Linked DNA regions of Homo sapiens: region 1 is linked to region 2. A link is an interaction called in ENCODE POLR2A ChIA-PET data of the cell type or tissue named here. Cell type or tissue: GM12878. All regions are shown on one strand.

Evidence for each region. ChIA-PET counts read pairs that join two places held together with the same protein. Peaks named below come from ENCODE experiments on the same cell type or tissue, not always from the same donor. Only the 100,000 strongest peaks of a DNase experiment are listed, where the experiment ranks them.
Region 1: POLR2A ChIA-PET joins it to region 2 with 16 read pairs; 6 of 35 experiments call an interaction of 5 or more read pairs at or near these places.

What each region holds. Positions count from the first base shown.
Region 1 is chr15:38,529,289-38,531,788 of GRCh38, forward strand. The region is part of intron 2 of RASGRP1 (RAS guanyl releasing protein 1); the gene reads right to left. Among named protein-coding and RNA genes, the nearest start is that of RASGRP1, 34 kb to the right of the region's middle. RefSeq lists an enhancer at 1,065-1,124. In GM12878, no CTCF peak of the experiment used is centred here; a DNase peak (open chromatin) is centred at 1,023; H3K27ac peaks cover 266 bases.
Region 2 is chr15:38,661,772-38,664,271 of GRCh38, forward strand. No RefSeq gene overlaps it. Among named protein-coding and RNA genes, the nearest start is that of LINC02694, 34 kb to the right of the region's middle. In GM12878, no CTCF peak of the experiment used is centred here; no DNase peak of the experiment used is centred here; H3K27ac peaks cover 212 bases.

The DNA of each region.
Region 1 (2,500 bases), 130 kb before region 2:
GGACTCCTTACTGTGGCCAAAAAAGCACTACATGTCCTGGCCTCTTTAAATATCATCCACTTCATTTCATACCACATTGCTCCTCTCCACACCTCTAATTGTACCTCAAACACTCCCAGCTTATTCCTACCTCAGGGCCTTTGCATTTGCTATTTTCTTCAATGTAGTCTTTCTTCCCTTGAATTACTGATGTCATTTTGGTCTTAGTTTCAATGTCACATCCTCAGAGAAGTCTTTTCTAAACTACCTAAGGTATTCCTTACCCTGCCTGAGTTTTCTCATGGTACTTACCATTATCTGAAGTTATCTGCTTTATTTATTTAATTTTTTATTTTCTAAATCTCCAGTAGAATACAAGTTTCATGAGACCTGGGCCTTGTCCACTTTTTCCACAACTATATTTCCAGGGCCTAGAATGGTACTGACACATGATTCATTCAACATTTCTTGAGTAAATGAGTGAACTATATCGAATAGGAAACACGTTAACTTTTCACAGATATTTAGAAATTGAGTTTGCTTTCGTCATTACCTATTTCATTCGTGAAATGTAATATACACATTTATCTTCTTCCTGGTCACAGTTTGCAAAAGAAATTCAAAGTTACAATTTGGTAAATCATTTTTAAAAAGTGTTCATCTAGCTTGGTTATAGTTTTGTAAATCTTTCATTAATTCTTCTAAACTTGTACTCTGTCCAGGTAGGGTTAGTATTACTTTATGTTTTCTGGCCCCACATAATTTCCATAATAATTATTTCTTGCCACAAAAATTCTGCATAACCAACCACCCCAAAACTCAGTGCCTTAAAACAGTAATCACTTACTTTTGCTCAAGTTTCTGTGAGTTGGTTACAATCAGCTAGTGCAGGCTGGGTGCTGCTGGGGGCCCTAGCCTACATGCCTCCCTGCTTCCTTGGGCCAGTAGGCTAGTGGGGGTAGGTTATCTCATGATGATGGCAGAACACTGAAGAGTAACTGGAAATACCCAGGGCCTCTGAAGCCTAGGTTTGGAGCTGGCGTGCTGTTTCTTCTGACTCATTCTGTTGGCCAAAGCAAGTCACACTACTGAATATAAAGTCAAAGGGCAGGAACTGCAAAGTCACATGGAACATAGCACTGACATAGAGAAGGTAAAAAGTCAGGGGGCAATAATGCAATCAAACCTACCACAATTACAAGGGGTGGCTTTTCAATGCAGCATTTGACAATACAGTCTTTACAGTGTACCCTTCCTCACAGGTAGCAGTGTTCATATTCCTGAACACTCTGGTGAAACTACAGTGAAAAGAAGGAACTGTGACATATACTTGTAGGGTATGCATTAGAATGTTCACAAGAACCATGGACAAAAGCCAGCTTATTCAGTATGGATGGCATCTAAAACTTGCCATCTCAACTTTCCTTTATGGCTGGTTAGCATCTTCCCATAGATACTCATATGTGAGGAAAAGGGACTTAGACGTGTCCTGGGTGAGATCAAAACTAAGTCACCTATGGAAGGATTCCAGGAACTAAAGGGTTTACCATGAAGAAAACTTGGGGAAGAGATTAAAATTGTCTTCAAATATCTGAAGTGTTCTTTGTGGGAGTTGGTTTAGACTTGTTCTATGGGGCCACAAAAGGCAGCACCAGAGTAGATGGATAGAAATTATAGGAAATAGGATTGGGCACAACATGTGGCAGAAAATTCTAGCCATCAGCACTGTCTAATGATGGAAGCATTGCCATCACAGAGATATTAAAAAAGAGCCTGAAGAGCAACACTTAATAAGCATTATTGTAATTAGCATAGCAGCTATCATTTATTGAAGCCCTACTAAATACCAGGAGCTGTGCTAAACACTTTAACCATGTTCTAACTCTCAACAACAAGCATTGTTCACAACTCACAGCTGAGGAAATCAAAGCATAGAGAGATTAGGTAATTTGTTCTAGGTCAAAGGGACAATGGGTGGAGGAGCTGGGACCTGGCCCAAGGTCTGTCTGATTCCAGAGCCCCTTCTCTTTCCACTATACCTGGCTGCATGCTGAATCACCATTCGTCAGGATAAGGAATTCAAGAATAAAGTGGGAGCTGAGCTTTACGAACTCTTCCAGTCCTTATGGCTACAAGTCTAAGAAATCTCACTAAGGTCACAGCCACTGCACATTTCGTGAAATAGCTTTTGTACTCTGGTGATTTCTGAAAAACTCTTGTGAACTTTGGTTGATGGATACTAATCTTAAAAATTGCCTTTAAGAACTCAGGGTTCTGTGCTTAAGATTCACAATCATATTCACACTTCACCTTTACCTTGCACTGCTTTTCCACAGTTTCAGTGACGTTCCCAAAGTACGGCTTGTTAATCCTCACATGGTCTCTGTGGGAGTGAGTGCTGGCAAATGGTAAGGCTGGCAGAGGATGACTCACTCAGCCAAGGGAGGCAGAGATGTGGTTAGGGAAAGAGCAGACAGAAACACTCTCTCTCTACACCCAGTCCAGAACTCCGAGGTAACTC
Region 2 (2,500 bases):
GGAGTTCTCTTAATCTTTGTTTTCTTATTTATTCACCATCTCTTAGCTCGCTTTTTAATAGTTTATGTGTGCCCACTCATGCTGCATATTGGCAGCTCTGGTTAAGGAAATGATTCTATATCAGACCATATATATCCACATATTTATTTATTCATGTTAATTCAGCAACACTTATTAAAAACTTATATGTTAGGACTTATTTAAAGTGCTGGAAGAAAAAAAATACACACATATAAGAAATATTCCCGACTGGGTGCAGTGGCTTATGCCTGTAATCCCAGCACTCTGGGAGGCCAAGGCGGGTGAATCCCTTGAGTCCAGGAGTTAGAGACCAGCTTGGCTGGGGTAACATGGTGAAACTCAGTCTCTACAAAAAAGATATAAAAATTAGCTGGGTGTGGTGGTACATGCCTGTAGTCCCAGCTACTTGGGAGCCTGATGTGGGATGATTGCTTGAGCCTGGAGGTCGAGGTTGCAGTGAACTGAGATTGCACCACTGCACTCCAGCTTGGGTGACAGAGCGAGAAGCTGGCTCAAAAAAAAAAAAAAAAAAAAAAGAAAGAAAAAAAAAGAAAAATATTCCCTGTCCTCAAAAAGCTTATGACTTTTGTAGCCCTTTAATATTGAATACATATACCAAATTGTTTACCTCTAATTGCTGACCGCCTGTAAAAGTCAAGGTTTTGGGCTGAATATCTCAGTTCAGCTCTGAGTTGTAGGATGTATGAAGGAGTTAACTTTGTTCAGACACCATGGGAAATAAAACCTCTTGCATATAAATTGCCCAGTTCTTACTCTTCTCCTTTCATTGTGTTCACACCAGTCTAGCTGAGAACTTCCTTAAGAAATCCCCATTGCAACACAAAGATAGGAAGCAACCAGCTTGTAGACTACCTATGACAGGCAATCTCTCTCCAAGTTGGGACTCTGACATTCGAGTGTTGGGAGTGGGGTTGCTTTAGGGTCTCTGATTGGTATCTCTTACTAGGAGTTTATTTAAAACCCTTAGAGCTCTATCCTATAAAACATTGCACTTCCGTTTTCAAAGTACTTATTCTAGTCTTGAAACAACCAACCCCATGACAGGGACAGGGCAGTTCTCATGCTTATTTTACCATAGAGAAATTGAAGGCTGGATGAAGAAAATGATTACCCATTGTCTGAAACTCCTAAGTTGTTAGGTCTAAAATTTTCAGCACAGAAATTACTCTGTGATAATGTTTTGCTTCTCATCATTTGTTGTCTGCATTTCATGCTGTCACTCCATGTCATATGATGTCATGTCAATTCATTTCTTTTTCTTTGGTTTATTCACAAATATTTACAGAACACCATTTTAGGCAAGGCAGTGTTTTAATGGTGGAGAGGTGGACATGGCCTGTTCCTTGAGCTCAAGGAACTTATAATCTATGGTTTATGTTTTCACGGATGGTCCCAATTCTAACTTCCATTTAGCAAACACACTACTTTTGATGGCGCTGTTGGGGTTATTCACAGTTGTGATGGAATTCAGAGTCCAGGGGCAAATAGTAATGGTGAGTGTCCAGTGGCAGTGGGGCCAGAAATGGTGACAGCAAATGTCTAGAAGTGATGATGCCAGCAAGGCATCATACATAACACGCCTTGCTTGTGTTTTCTGAGCCTAGGGCTTTTAGCTTTCTGTCAATTCTCTAACGTACTGATGGGCTTTCCAAAAGTTTATTTTTCTTTCTCTCTCTCTCTTCTTTTTTTCTCTTTTTTTTTTTTTTTTTTTTTTTGAGATGGAGTTTCACTCTGGTTGCCCGGACTGGAGTGCAATGGCGTGATCTTGGCTCACTGCAACCTCTGCCTCCTGGATTCAAGCAATTCTCTTGCCTCAGTCTCCGGAGTAGCTGGGATTACAGGCACCTGCCACTATGCTTGGCTAATTTTTTGTGTTTTTAGTAGAGACGGAGTTTCACCATGTTGGCCAGGCTGGTCTTGAACTCCTGACTTCAGGTGACCCACCCACATCAGCCTCCCAAAGTGCTGGGATTACAGCTGTGAGCCACCACACCCGGCCTTTACTTTTCAAGTTAGACAGCATTAGTTTCCATTGAGTGTTTTTCCTGGCATATATTCTCAACAAATTATATATATGTATATATAGACAAAATATATGTCAAGAAATTAAATTCCAAAGGAAGATTCTAATACACACATTTAAAGTTCAGGTGTTCATGGTCACTCACACAGAGAATGCCACCATGAGTTACCATTTCATGCTGCTGACCTTGGTCCTCCACGCTGTCCTCCTGGCCCTCTGCCCTCATCTAATCTCAGCATTAGCCATCCTGCACTCAGTGTGGACTTAGTTTTCAGAGTCAAGGTAGGGAAAGAAATGTCACTGAAGGCAGTGACTGATAGCACATGAGCTTATGTCCCTCTTCTTGATAGCAAACACTGCCAATCTAGTTCTAAATTTTAGACTCTGGTCAAGTATGCATTATATCTGTTACCAGATAGGCCCAGCTAGAACATA